Linked DNA regions of Homo sapiens: region 1 is linked to region 2. A link is a loop called in an ENCODE intact Hi-C map of the cell type or tissue named here. Cell type or tissue: endothelial cell of umbilical vein. All regions are shown on one strand.

What was found. Peaks named below come from ENCODE experiments on the same cell type or tissue, not always from the same donor. Only the 100,000 strongest peaks of a DNase experiment are listed, where the experiment ranks them.
Region 1: it touches region 2 in a loop (5-fold over the local background); 1 of 110 quality-filtered maps calls a loop at or near these places.

What each region holds. Positions count from the first base shown.
Region 1 is chr17:69,824,608-69,832,607 of GRCh38, forward strand. The region is part of intron 3 of LINC01483 (long intergenic non-protein coding RNA 1483); the gene reads left to right. Among named protein-coding and RNA genes, the nearest start is that of LINC01497, 130 kb to the right of the region's middle. In endothelial cell of umbilical vein, no CTCF peak of the experiment used is centred here; a DNase peak (open chromatin) is centred at 3,654; H3K27ac peaks cover 1,555 bases.
Region 2 is chr17:69,668,376-69,676,375 of GRCh38, forward strand. The region is part of intron 3 of LINC01483 (long intergenic non-protein coding RNA 1483); the gene reads left to right. Among named protein-coding and RNA genes, the nearest start is that of LINC01483, 78 kb to the left of the region's middle. In endothelial cell of umbilical vein, no CTCF peak of the experiment used is centred here; a DNase peak (open chromatin) is centred at 4,746; H3K27ac peaks cover 1,529 bases.

The DNA.
Region 1 (8,000 bases), 160 kb after region 2:
TTCTAAAACCCCCGACTGGATTGGTTGAGGCATCTCTTGCATTGCCTCACAGTTAAACACTTCTCTATCCCAAATCCTGCTTTCCTTATTCTCCAATGAACTTGCTACACATAAAACTCAGAATCTCAATGTTTATTTCCTAGTGAACCTGACCTATGACAGTTGGTATTAGAAGTTGCACTGAAAGTGGACCCAGGAAGCTGACTGTGATGGGAAATCAGTGAAAGAAAATGTCCTTAGAGAAACACTGTTTTATCCATTTTAGAAGTTGGAGGAGGGTATTAATTATAAATACTGTGGAATTGGATGTTTATTTATGATGGTTATCAATTTATTAGAAAATAACAAAAAGCCTGTGATGAATAATCAATATAAGGTAAAGCTTGAAAGCCAGTCTCCATAGCAACATATAAAGTTTCACATCTCTAGCTAGTGGACAGAAAAAGGTGATTATAACATAGAACTTAATTTCAAGAGTAGCTAAGCTCCAGAGAAAGTCAAGTTCTTAATCCCAACAGATCTATTATGCCATCGTCAGGGCCTTTATTGGGAAAGAGTGAGACCCTGAAAGTTGGGTTGGTTATACCTGGGCTGATGCACATGAGTGTCTTGAATCTCTTTGGACATTCTGGCCCTGCAGAAGTAGCCCACTTTTTACTGATGAGGTTTATCTGCATTTGATTAATCTCAGATGATACTCTCACCTCTTCTGCTAGCCAATAGACTAATAGATTTGAAATGCAATGTGGCATTGGCCCAGCTGAGGAAGTGATAAATTAGTTAAGGAAGACACTGACTATGGACAGAAGGAGTTGCAGGACCTAGCCAGGGTAGTATATCTGGGTCTGGATCTTGAGGGTAGTGGATCAAGGGGGATAATATGTAAAGTTGGATGAAGTAGAGTGTGTTGATACAGGATATCCCTCCTGTAGTGTAGGATTTTATACCTTGGTAGCAACCTTGGGAGATGGTACTAATATGCTGCTAGAATGACTTTTGGAAACAAGTAAAAGGAAGCCGGGCCTCCTTTTACAGGTTAACGCCTGTAATCCCAGCACTTTAGGAGGCTGAGGCTGGCAGATCACTTGAGGTCAGGAGTTTGAGGCCAGCCTAGCCAACACAGTGAAACCCTGTCTCTACTAAAAATACATACACACACAAAAAAATAGCTCGTGTGGTGGTGCACACCTATAATCCCAGCTACTGGGGAGTCTGAGGCATGAGAATCACTTGAACCTGGGAGGCAGAGGTTACAGTGAGCTGAGATGGCGCCATTGCACTCAAGCTTGGGTGATAGAGTGAGACTCCATTTCAAAAAAAAGAAAGAAAGAAAAGAAAACAAGTAAAAGGTGATAGCCACTACTAAGTGAAGTAGCAATGCCAGGATTGCCATGGAAAATGGTAGAGGAAGGGTTCAAAAGGCTCAGAGAAGTGGACATGCCAATTGGATATGCAACTGAAGGTCAGAAAACCTACCCACTGACAATGTTGAATGAGTTCAGACCATCCAAAAGCCACATGGAACAGTCTTACTAACCACCATGGAAGACCTAAGAATTGAATCCTTCCCTAGGCCAGTTGATAAAACTTGATTGCATCCTGTGAGAGATTTGAAGTAGAAGACACAGCCATCCCATGCCCAGACTCCTGATCAAAGAAATAAAGAGAAATAAATTCATATTGTTTTAAGCTGTTGAGTTTTGGCATAATCTGTTACATAGCAATAGATGATAAATACATTAACCCAGGAAAATTTTAAAATAGATTCACATAAAAATCAGTACATAAATGTTTAAAACAGCTCTAAAATGTATAATTTTACCAAACTGGAAACAATCTAAATGTCCTTCAGTAGATGAACGGATAAACTATGGTGCATCTGCACAATAGAATACTACTCAGCAATGAAAAAGGAATGAATCATTGTTATATGCAATTTGGGTTAATTTTAAATGCATTTTATTAAGTGAAAAAATCCAGTTTCAAAAAATTACTTGTGTATGATTACATTTACATGGCATTCTGGAAAAGGCAAGAGAGAGAATAGCTCAGTGATTGCCAGAGGTTAGAGGTTAGATATGTGTCTATGTGTCTATGTGTGCATGTTGTGGGGGATTGGAATGAAAGAGACGGCACAAGAGAATTCTTCGGTGTGTTGGAATTATCCTGTATCCTACATACAGTATAGTTACAAAAATTTATGTGTGTATAAAAACTCAGATCTGTCTACCAAAAGCAGTAAATGTTACTCGAGGTAAATGAAAAATAATGCTGCTGAATTCCAGGGGGAATGACAGAATTGATGCCAACTTTAAAGAGCTAAAAGCTGCAAGAATGATGATCCCCATCATGTCTCTGTTTAACCCACCATTCTCGGGCCTGCTACAATGCTGCACAGACTCTGTTGAACGACAGTAGGATATCACAGACTCCATCAACTAGAAGCCTCTTGATGGCAGCAGTGGTGGTAGATACTGTATCTTTGCTAGAGCAGATTGATATGGCTTCTGGTACATAGCATGTGACCACTGACTTAATTAATACATTTTTTTTTCCATCACTCTTAGGAAGGACAACCAGAAACAGTACAGAATCAAATTTGCATGGGATAGAAAACAGTATATATTTATAGTCTTGTCCCAAGGCCAAACTAATTTTCCTCCCATAATCAGAATAAAGTCTGAAGGGATATGGGTCACCTTGGTATTTTGCAGCACATTACACTGGTCAGCTATATGGGTGATACTGTTATTATTGGAATGGATGAACAGGAAATGGAAAATCTATTGGAAGTCTTGGTAAGATATATGCACTTGAAAGGATTGCCAACCTAAAAAACAAACAGAGGCTTTCTAAAAGAAAACACTTATTTGGGAATAAAATATTGCGATGGGAATATATGCATGCCATAGTAAATATGTGCATATTCAGGGAGGTAAAGGAAGACAAAGGTTTTTAAAGGGAAAAACTCAGGAGTATTACTTAATTGTTTTGAAATAATTATCCTTTGTAACAAAGATCAATAACAAGAGTGACGACAGTCGAGGTTAGGGAGGCAGTTGCTGGGCAGATGTCCTGGCAGAAGTATATTTTGTGTAAAGTTATTGTGGTCTTTGTGAAGGTTGTGGATTGTCTCATTTTTGTTGTTGTTGTTATCAAGCATACAAGTGTGAGAATCCTCTCTTCATGGCCTTCACTGGCCCTATCTGTCAGGATTTTCTTAACATTAGTGACTCCTTCTGACAACTTTCACAGGGTGGTAGATAAACCCTATGAAGGTACAGGTGCCCATTATGTCACTAAACTTTCTAGGAGTCCAGAGCCTAGAACATGCCAGGACAACCTTCAAAGCACCCCCTCCACCTCCAAGGCGAAGGAGAAAGCATGTTAGTCCTGTTTGGGTTCTGAAGTCTACAAATTTGTAGCATATGAGATTTCTGTTTTTCTTCCTCTGTGTTTCAAAAATAGACTGTGCCCTTCAGCACCTAAAAAATAATGAAATAACGTAATAATATTCATAATAAAGAATAGCATCTCATGCCAGGATTTCCAATATATCCTGCCTTTGTTGGTGGTCAGCAGTAGGAAGCGAATCCCTATTTTCCTCAGCCCAGTCATCCTCAGAGGACACTGGCAACGGGCCACTGTAACCACAGGGAAAATTAGACATATGACAAAGCTGGAGGCTAAAAATAGAATTCCTTTCCGATCAGCTTGTTCTATGCAATGCTTTTAATCTGGGGCTACCCTTCGTATGATCACTCAGTCACATGGACTAATCTAGTATCATCAACATCAAGGGAATTTCCAAGACACTTTACTATAGCAAATGAAATTCCATTTTTAAAAATAGGAAAACAATAGTGGTGTTCAGACGTTTTCCTGGATATTTTCTGGGGAACCTTCAGGGCTACTAATGTGTTTGTCTCTCAAGTATGCTTTAAGTTATCTTTGCTTGGTTCATAGACTCTTTTAAATGTCTGACTTATAACCACATCCTCAAAATACATTCATAAATACATTTGCCCAGCTTTGCCTACAGTTTCAGGTAAGTAGCAGAACTCCTGAAAAGCCCTGGGCTTTATAGACTCCCATGGGTAAGAAACGCTGCGTTGGACAATGTTTTTCCATGCCATGTATTGAATTGACATCTAAGCCAGCAACATTAATACAATGATCTAAAAAAGAGCTTTAGACACTGCAGCTATTAAGGTGTGAAAATTCTAGTTAGCAACAGGGACATCCTCTGCTGGAGATGAAGTTCTATGTTTTGTTATACTGAGCTGCTGAGTAATTCTTGTTTGTTCAGAAATCAAAATCCATATTCTTCTTTCATTGATTGTAATTTCAGTGGGGGCAAACAAGTGATATTAAAAGTTCGAGCTGTTGCTTAAGCCTTTAGTTATTGATATCATTATAAGATCAAGTCATTATTTATTATTTACTTTGGCTTGATAAATAGACTTGACGTATATGCTTACTTATAAGTTCCTCCTGAAATCATGCTATGATGAAATAACTAATAATGGCATTTAAAATAATAATGGCTATAGGTAATGAGTACTTATATGCAAGCATTGTGCTAAATGCTTTGGAGGCATTGTCTCAATGAAGTTGTACAATAATTCTCCCAGGAGGTAATATTATTCACATTTTACAGATGAGAAAGCAGAGGTATAGGGAGGTAAAGTAACTTGGCCAAAAGTCTGTATCTAGTAAAGTACAATGCTAGGATTTTGACCACAGGTCTTTTCCATTCCTAAAGCTTTGTATTAAATAGCTATGATATAATGCCTTTTTTGTAGAAAAAGAAAAAAGATAAATTTAAGAAAATCTTATTTATTATTTTTTCCTTTATTCATACAAGAGGATTATTTCTTTATTCACACAAGAGGATTTTCTTCATGAAAACTTAAATGTTAATGTTATTGAACTATAGCTTATAGATAATCAAATACAACTTACAATATTGCACATAATCATGTGTCTCTTTTAAATGTTTAGTTCAACTTGACAAATGTATACATCTGTATAACCACCTTCTAAATCAAGGTACAGAATATTTTTGTCACTGCAAATAGTTTCTTTATGACTGTTTGCAGTCTCCCACCTTTAGCAATCAGGTTTAATTTACATAACTTTAGATTAGTTTTGCCTATTCTAAGGTTATATAATAGAATCATATAGTATGTACTCTTTTGCTTCTGTCTTCTTTTGCTCAGCATATTTCTGAGATTCATTCCTGTACAAGATACATGCACAAAACAGTAGCTTGTTCCTTTTTTCCTGCTGACTAGTATTCCATGTCATGAATATCCACAATTTGCCATCTATTCCCTTGAGGTGGGACATTTTGACTGTTTGCAGACTTTTGACTATTATGTTTAAATCTGCTATAAACATTGAATTACAATTCTTTGTGTAGACATAGGTTTCTATTTCTCTAGGATTAAAATTACCAAGTCACATGGTAAATGTATAGATGTACATCTTTACAGGAACTTGTCAAACTGCTTTCCAAAGTGATTTTATCATTTTTCCACTAGCAATATAGTAGAGTTTGGATGGCTCCATACCCTTGCCAACACTCAGGACTCTCAGTTTAGCCATTATATATGTGTGAAGTGTCACTGTTGGTTTGTGTTTTCCTGATAGCTAATGATATTGAACATATGCTTATTGGCTATTCCTTTATCTTGTTTTGTGAAATATCTGTTCAAATCTTTGACCTATTTTTTAATGAGCCATTTGTAATATTTGACTATGTATATATAAATATATGCATTCTGGATACAAATCTTCTAAAGATTATCTAGTCTCTGTATTCCACCTCTCTGTTGATATATTGAAAATTATTCTAGTCTCTAAATTGCCATTTATTTTCTTCACAGTGTCTTTTCAAGAGCAGAAATTCTACATTTTGATGAAGTCTAATTGATACATATTGTTTTCCTTTCATTGTTCATTCATTTTATGCCCTAGCTAAGAAATCTTTGCTTATTCTAAGTCTGCAGATTTTTCTGTATATTTGGTCCTTGAATTTTTTAATACTATTCCACATGCTTTATATTATTACTTTATGTAGAGTTGGGTATAGGCTTAATTTAGTCCTCCTCTGAAACATAGTCTTTCATGAATGTCCACTGAATGCCCTAGTGATCAACAAGTTTCCTTTACACTGATTGGTTAGAACAGATATAACTCCTACTTGTTAAGCTCCAGAAATAATTGTTCTTTTCCAACTGCTTGTTTTTTATCCAATCTCAGAGTCTCACCCTATGCACGTGCAGGTTAGAGTTCAGCCAAAGGCTTAAGAAGACTCTTATGAAGATTTCTGGAGGTATTTTCCTAGTTTTCTCAGGTACATAGCTCCACAAATTCTAGCTGCTTTTGCTTTCCTGAGTTCCGAGATCGATCTCTCTCTCTCTCTCTCTCTCTCTCTCTCTCTCTCTCACTCTCTCTCTCTCTCTCTTTCTCTCTCTCCCTCTCTCCCTCCCTCCCTGCCTGCCTCTCTCCCTCCCTCCCTCTCCTTTTCCCTCCCTTCCCTCTCATCATTTCTCTCCAGCTTATGGAGAATGTCATGCCCTTTCTGGGTATCTGAGCTATGTGCTGGTTTTCAGTAAAGCCTTCAAGATAGCAAGATAGAAAGCCAGGATGATCAGAGAAATCATTTCATTTGTTTCTCTTTTCTTGAAGACCACAGTCCTTCCCAGCCAGCTGCCAAATGTTTGAAAGCCATTTTACAAATACATTTTTTCTACATTCTAGTTTTCTGTGATGGGAAGATCAATCTGGTGCCAGTTATTCCTTCATGGTGAAAACAGAAATGTAACATACAGCTTTAAAATGGACTTCCTTTGTTATATTGGTTTATTTTAATATATTCTTCTTTCTTTTTTAAGGCAAATTTGAAGTGAAGGAAATAATTTGTCTTAATTAAAATATTTAAAACAGACCGCATATGTATATATATATATATATATATATATAGAGAGAGAGAGAGAGAGAGAGAGAGAGAGTGTGTGTGTGTGTGTGTGTGTGTGTGTGTGAGAGAGAGAGAGAGAGACAGAGTTGTTGCCTAGGCTGGAGTGCAGTGGCACGATCTTCGCTCACTGCTGCCTTGACTTCCCAGGCTCAAGAGATTCTCCCATCTCAGCCTCTTGTGTAGTTGGGATTACAGGTGTGCGCCACCATGCCTGGCTATTTTTTTGCATCTTTTGTAAAGACGAGGTTTCACCATGTTGCCCAGGCTAGTCTCAAACTCCTGGGCTCAAGGAATCTGCCCTGCCTCAGGCTCCCAAAGTGCTGGGATTACAGGCATGAGCCACTGCGCCCGGCTGAAAGCATTTTAAACATGTATTAACTACTTAGTAGCTGGTCCTGTCTTCTAGCTAATAACATTTTAATTTTTTTATAATGGCATAAGAATAAAAGTTTTTTATACCCTTCATATTATTATTTTTTATTGAGGATATAGCATCCTAGAGTATAGGTGATTTGGCAGAGGTTATGAAATTACATTTAATTCCATGAATGTATTAATATCTAAGAGTCATTGTGCATTTCCTAACTGCTTTATTTTTTCTCATTGTATTTTCCCAACAACTCTATAAGGTAGACTCTATAACTTGCCCCATTTTATAGATGAGGAAACAGGCTTAGTGAAATTTTTTAAATGGTCCAGTTCATACCACTAGAAAGGGCAAAGCCTGGAGTTTTACATGTCTAGTCTGATCCCAGAGCCTGATTTCTTAACCATTATAGTAACTTGTTTTCTTATTGAATGACCACTATGCACCTGGCCCTAGGTAAAGAGAAATAAAATTTTATTTGTTTTCTATCATCAATGAGCTAACAAATTGGAGACGGGGAGACAGATGTATGAACAAAGTACCGTAAACATGAGAAGTGCTGAAGTAGAGTATGTGTGTGAACGAGGCTAATAGAGTGTGGGAAATGAGCAATCTTTTGGAGAAGAGGAGCAGGATGTACAAAGATAT
Region 2 (8,000 bases):
TCCTTGCCAGTGCAATTATGTAAGCAAAATAAATAAAAAGCATGTAGCTTGGAAAGGAAGAACTAGCCATGTTTATATTTGCAGACAACATGATTGCCTGTGTAGAGAAGTCTAAAGAATCTTCAAAAGGGTACTAAAAGTCATAATGAGCCTGGCAAGATTGCAGGATACAAAGTCAATGTGCAAAAATCAACATATTTCAATATATTAGCATTGAAAAAATATAAATTTAAATTTAAAAAATAAAATTTATAATAGTACCAAAGCATTAAATACTTAGGTATTTCAGTTGCACATGATGATTTCTAACTTTAATTTGTTAATTTATTTTTCCAGAAAATATTTATGAGCATATAACAGCCCAAGCTTGATAAATGGTTGAGTAGGCCTGAATAGGAATTGTTTGGATGGGAACTTTTACCCAATCCATAGAGTAAGATGGAACTGGAAGTGTAAACACGGGAGCTAATTTCATTAGTTGTTTTTCAAGAAGAGACATTTTATCTTTTGAAGGTAGATTTAAAGTCAGGAATTCAAGTCTGGGAAGGCAGTCCAATAAGACAATGGCGAAAAAATTGAATCCGTGACCCAGAGTAGAGATTTTCAGACTGTGTTCCATAGATCCACAAGGTTCTGCAGAACTGCCTCAGGGTCGTGTGTGTATGTGTGCGTGTAAATGTGAGCAAATAAGGTGTGTGCATATGAGTGTATTTGTATAAATGAGGATGTACATGTGATTGTGTATGTGTAAGTGTGAACAGGAGTGTGCAAATGCAAGTGTGCATAAATGTGAGCAAATAGTTGTGTGTGTGTAAATGGGTGAATGAGGATGTGACTGTGTGCATGCATGTGTGCACTGGGGAGGGGGAAGAATGCCTACTTAGATTCTGCCTGCACTTTCCTTTCTCCCACGATCTCAGAGCAGTTTTGCTTGGTTGATAATTTACTGGAGTTCCATGTAAGATTTTTCTTGGAAAAGTTTTGTGGCTAAAAATAAATATGAAAACCTCTGATCAATTAAGCAAAGAAAAGATCACAACAATGAACAAGGATCCCCAATTGCAGGCAGCAGGTAGACAGCAAAGTTCTGCTCAAGAAGCTGGCATTGGACAGAGCCGGAAGAATTTTTCCATGACCTTATCAGGGGTAATTTGGGCTTTGAGGACGGGAACCTTAACTACTAAGGATCTAACGGACTGGTAGGGAGTTTAGTTGTTGATAGGAAAATTACAGGGAACTAGTTAGTAACGTCATTGAGGCAAGAACACATTTTGTGTTAAATTGGGCTGTAAAGGTCTGAACCATAACCATGGGAAATATGATCCAGTAGACTATGACTTGAGAGTGGCTTTGGTCCCAGACAACAGGATGGGGACAAATTTGCAGTAGGGTAATACCCCTATGCAATGCCCTTCAGGGGGTGGTTTTTGGAATAGTTCGTTGAGCATCACCTCGGCTATTTGTTTAAAATGCAGATCCTGTGCTCCTCCATCAACCTACTGAATCAGGACCTCAGGCTGGGATCCAGAAACCTGATCTTTTTAACAGAGTGCATACTGGTGAATCTGATACCCTCTCGAGTGTGGAACAACTTGCCAAGTTTTTCAGAATTCCTTGTTGCTAAGAATCATGCTGGTGCTTGTTAAACATTCAGCCTTTTAGGCCCTTTTACTAAAGATGCTGAGTGGAGATGAAACCGGGTGATTTATATGTTGAGTTATTCTTATCATAGTTAATACCAGTGAGGAATATTGAGGTAAGAGGCAAATTTGGAAAATTTCTGGCATTTATTGAAGAACTATTATAGGTAACTCACAAATAATATTAAAAATTATTTTCAGGTTTTCTTCCTCTCACTAGGAACAGTTTCATGAAAGTGTCATCATGAACAGTTCCATGAGTATGAGACAAAAATCAGGTGTGACATAAAGTGTGGGTTTTGGTAGAGACGACTAGGGGCCTACTTGCCATTATTTGCATAAATATGCCGTATCATTTGCAAGTTAAATCAGCTCATATCAAATGCCATTGATTTCCATTTTTGCACAGAAAACCATTGATTAACCTCAAGGGATTCTTCACTTAGGTATAACCCACACATATTAGAATGTTTTTTGTGCATTTCCCTTGGAAATTTACTGGATAAAAGTAAGGGCTATTTCCAAAAGGAGTTTTGGATGTATGCTCCTTTGTTTCATATGTAAGTGGGATGCACTGAAGTAAACATTTCTTTTTGCCACACTTCATTTTATTTTATTTTAATTTCTGGGGTACATGTGCAGGATGTGCAGGTTTGTTATATAGGTAAATGTGTGTCATGGTGGTTTGTTGTACCTATCAACCCATCACCTAGGTATTAAGCCCAGCGTGCATTAGCTATTTTTCCTGATGCTCTCCCTCCTCCTACCTCCCCGCAACAGGCCCCAGTATGTGTTGTTCCCCTCCCTGTGTCCACATGTTCTCATTGTTCAGCTCCCTCTTATAAATGAGAACATGTGGTGTTTGGTTTTCTGTTTCTGTTAGTTTGCTGAGGATAACGGCTTCCAGCTCCATCCATGTTCCTGCAAAGGACATGATCTTGTTCCTTTTTATGACTGCATAGTATTCCATGGCATATACATACCACATTTTCTTTATCTAGTTTATCATTGATGGGCATTTGGATTGATTCCATGTCTTTGCTGTTGTGAATAGTGCTGCAGTGAACATAGCTGTGCATGTATCTTTATAATAGAATGATTTACATTTTTTGGGGTATATACCCAGTAATGGGATTGCTGGGTCAAATGGTATTTCTGGTTCTAGGTCTTTCAGGAATCGCCACACTGTCTTCCACAATGGTTGAACTAATTTACATTCCCAACAAGAGTGTAAAAGTGTTCTTATTTCTCCACAGCCCCACCAGCATGCCATGCTTCTTAAACATTAAGGTGCATATGAATCACATTGAGTTCTTGATAAAATACAGATTCTGATTTAATGGGGCTGAGGTGGGGGACGAGATTCTGCATTTCTATTCAACCCCCAGGTGATGCCAATGCTACTGGTCCTCAGACTACCCTTCCAACAGCAAGGGACTATAATACAGCATTCTATCCCAGGAGAGGTGACTGATAAACTATATATTGCTGCTGTCTGTGAGGGCCATTAAGGAAACTCAAATTCTGTATGAATTTCACTCAACAGAAGTTGAATGAATGCGTAAGGAAATTCGAATTTTGTATGACTTTCACTCAACAGAAGATGAATGAAAATGTACCTTACCTTAAAGAACCACAGACAGGAGCAGAAAGTGCAGTCAGAAAGTTAACACAATATTATGCAATTTCCCAGAGCTTTGAACAAGTGCTTTGAGCAAGCCTTGCCAATAGAAATCTCAGCAGGGAATTAGCAGGTGCTGCCTCTACAGATGGTCTGAGAAAGTGATGTTGGGTCACGCCACCACTGAGTGCCCTGGGAACTCTGAATGGGGAGAGCAACCACTGAGCACAATGATTGAGATCCAAATGCAGTATATCTACACCCTCCAATTGCCCAAGCAGTATAGTTTCCTGGGACCGAGGAGGAAGCCAATGCTTTTGTCTGGGGCAATGAACCGGGAGATTTGGGGCTTCTCACTATTCCTGAATAACTGTGAATTTGGAATGATACTTTCATCGCACCATGAAACCTGGCTACGTTGGAAGCCTAGAAACACTTGTGTATAGTTACAGGGTGGGAATGGGTAGAGAAGAGAGCCTACATGGTGTCAACGTGGAGACCCCTAGTAAACTGAGCTTTTGATTTCCACCCTGGACAATGAGGGCCACATAAGCAATACTCTTCTAATACAATCAATGAACTTTCAGAGTTCCCTTAAAAATTGTTACCATTGTAAATTTGACTTGACCTTTTTTCTTCATGACTGCCGCAATTAAGCCTCAACTGTCCATACTTCTTTCTGGGTTGGGGGAATTAGTTTCATGCAGCTAGTTTTTCACTGTATTCCTTCTAGTGAATATTGTAAAGTTTTATTTCTCTTCTACAGAATAGAATGTGCTTACCTCAATGTCCTTGGCTGCAAAACTTAGATGAGTTTTTATCTCAATAGATTATTAGCTTTTCCATAGAAAGTTTAAAATTCAAATTATGCAACATGACAGAGTACAAAAGCTGAGAAAATTTAATGCAGCAAAGTCTATCTTCAAATTTCCTATTATTTAGTAATTTTAAGTACATGTTAATTAAAGAATTTTAGATTTTGGAATTGTTATTTTCTAATGAAATTTGAATATTTGGAATAAAGGGACTGAAGATTAGGAGTCTGAAGTGAGATGTCACATTGCAGTTTCTTTAGTAAACATACAATTTTCATAACTCTATTCATGATTTTTATTGATAATTATTGAAAGAAAATACCTCTCTCTCTCTCTGTCTCTGTCTCTCGTTCTATCACTTATTCTTCTTAGTCCTTTGGCAGAAAAGAAAACCCAGAGGTCGGAAAATAGGAACTTCAGGTTTGGAGTTATACAGAGCCAAGTCTTTAACTGTGACTGGATGGTTTTTTAGGTTTACGTTTATTTCCTGCAAAGTGTTTCTATGCCAATTTCACTGTCTTTGAGTAGTTAAATGGCTTTCTGCAAGTAGTCAATGTGGGTAAATTTCCTTGGAATTAGTCTGGGGAAGTTAAGATCAGTTGTACTGCTGATGGCTTATCAGTGTCCTAGCAGGAAAATGTGTTCCTGATGAGTAAGCCATTGAGCTTGTTCAAGGCATCCAAGTTGGCCCAGACAGATGGTTAGTGGCAGATAAGATACATTAAGAAGGTGCTGATTCTATTGCCTTGGAATTTTTTGAAACAAATTTTGTGTTCAAAGGAAAAACAAACAGGCAAATGAACAAACAGCAAAACCAGAAACAAGAACAAACTAGTCTCTTAATATACAAAATCAAAGGAAAATAAGTCAAAGAGATGAATATGTGCATTATTTCTTTTAGTCTAACTCTCCAGATGGCAATTTTGTATCAGTGTTATTGAGAGCATGAGCTCACCAAATTGATATCCCACAAGGGGACATCACACTAGGACATCCTACTGAGACCTTCCCTTCCAGGAGACATTGGTTGACCTATTTGCTCAGACTTGAGGCTGAAGGTTAAACATCACATAGAGAGTTCTTACACATCAATTTAAAAGTTTGTTGGAAATAGAGTACAGACATGCAGGAAATGTGGAATTACTATTAAACATTTGAAAAAATGTTCACTCTGACAAGCAAGTAATTCTAATGAAAGTAATATGACAGCATTATTTTTGGGCCCATTAAAGTAAATAGCGTAAACAGGAAGAATATATTCAATAATGATACCCATTGAAATCAAGTGCCCAATTAATGAAGCAGGCATTCTTCTAAACTTCTTGTTGCCTTGGAAATTGGTGTAACTTTCTTTTTGTTTTCTTTCTTTCTTTCCTTCCTTCCTTCCTTTTTCTTTCTTTCCTTCCTTCCTTCCTTCCTTCTTTCTTTTTTTTTCTTGAGACAGAGTCTTGCTCTGTCACCCAGACTGGAGTGCAGTGGTGTGATCACAGCTCACTGCAACCCCCGCCTCCCAGGCTCAAGCGATTCTCCTACCTCAGCCTCAGGAATAGCTAGGATTACAGGCACATGCCACCACACCCAGTTAATTTTTGTATTTTTAGTAGAAATGGGGTTTCACCATGTTGGTCAGGCTGGTCTTGAACTCCTGACCTCAGGTGATCCGACCCTCTCAGCCTTCCAAAGTGCTGGGATTACAGGCATGAGCCACCACACCTAGCCCAAATTGGTATAACTTTCTAAAGGCCAATTTGGTAATATACGCATTCAGAATTTCAACTCTTTATATTATTTTACCTATCCTAAAACATAAACATGATCATGGTTTTCTGCATTATAATCCTCTGTTGGTTCCCTCTTAATTAAAGCAGGGATCATCAAACTTTTTCTGTAAAGGGCAAGATAGAAAATATTTTAGGGCTTGCGGGCCACGTCGTCTCTATTTCAATTACTCAGCTCTGCTGTCATGCACAAAACAGCCATAGAATACAGGTAAACTGTGCTCAAAGAAAATTTATTTATAGACACTGAAATTTGGATTTCATATAATTCTCACATCTTACTAGATACTATTCTTATGTTTTTTCCAACCATTAAAGACTGTAAAAACCATTCTTAGCTTATGGTTCCCAAACAGGTGGCAGGCTGGATTTGGGCCTCTGGCTCCAGTTTGCTGACCTATAGCTTAAAGCATAAATCCCCCAACCACCAAATCCTTTACAACGTTCTCCCCAAACAAGTTATGCACTTGCATATCACCTGCAGCTGTGTGCTTATGTCTGCCTTTCGCTTTGCCTAGAATGTCATCTCCATTGCCACCTTCCTGAAATTATTTTTATTACCTATGTTGACTTAGAGATGAGCTTTGTCTCCACCACCTGGGACAGAGGGTGCCAGGCCTGAATAGATCTTTTCTGATCACCAAATCTCCCCTTAATAAAAGTAGAGAAGTGCTTTAGTGTATTCTTCTATAAAACAAAGAAACAAAATCTTTAAAATGTAAATACCAGATTAAAGCAGGATTTTTGGTATGATTTAGTGTGAATCAAAGTATATCCAATTTGACCAGTGAAAACCACTTAGATCTCTTTTGATAGCATAGGGACTGAAGATTGCAGGAGGGTGTTGGATGACTGAGTTTGTAAGAAAGATTATCAGGCAGGACAATGGGAAAACAGGTACAGAAAGGGGAAGTTGGGCATATAAGCAAGCAACAATACATCAGGGCTTTGCATGGGGTAGACCTTGTTTATTTTCAGTTGGAGTGAGACAAATAGAGAAAGTGGTTATGCAACTGAACAACAAAACATGTCAATTTCTCATGATTTATTACTTTTTACAAAATAATTTACTACAGTAAAATTACAGTAAATTACTGTTTATAAAGAGTAATTATCTCCTTATAAAGAGATAATAAAATTGGTCAATTACATTTCATTATAGTGTTTGTTAAAATTTATGATGTTTCAATAAATGAATTCTAAAATATCTTTTTACAAAAGCCATTTTGTGAAGTGGGTTGCTAGTCTTGAACTCAATAACCCATACCTCTGAAGAGCCCAATGATATGGAACATGAGGTGATACTGATAATAATGCTTTATTGTGGTATACATATATATGTATTACTTACTGAATTGCTGTATGTTTTATACACATGTATATACCTTACTTAAAATAAATATCTTTGGGAAAACTAACCTTATGAACTCTCATCTATAAAGTAATAAAATAATATTAATAGTTAATTACCAATAACTAAATGAATATTCCCTTTTTTTTTTTTTTGAGATGGAGTCTCGCTCTGTCGCCCAGGCTGGAGTGCAGTGGCGCAATCTCAGCTCACTGCAAGCTCCGCCTCCCGGGTTCATGCCATTCTCCTGCCTCAGCCTCCCAAGTAGCTGGGACTACAGGCGCCTACCACCATGCCCAGCTAATTTTTTTTTTTTTTTTTTTTTTTTTTTTTTAGTAGAGATGGGGTTTCACCGTGTTAGCCAGGGTGGTCTCGATCTCCTGACCTGGTGATCCGCCCACCTTGGCCTCCCAAAGTGCTGGGATTACAGGCGTGAGCCACTGCGCCCGGCCCTAAGTAATTGTTTCTTATGTGACAGGTACTGTCTAAATACTTCACATTCAAGATCTTTTTCCTTGCTTAAATATTAATCATAGAACATTCCAAACATACAAAAGAAAACAGACCACTATTGTGATCTGGCTAGTACTCAACCCCCGGCTTCAACAACTAACAATTCATGGCCAAATTCATTTTATCTCTGCACTGATACCCTCCTCCCATGTTATTTTGAAAGCAATCCTAGACATCATATTATGTCATCCGTAATATTTCTGCTTGCATCTCTAAAAGACAAGGTCTCAAAAATATAAAACCACAGTGCCATTATCTCACTTAAAAATAATTAGCAGTAGT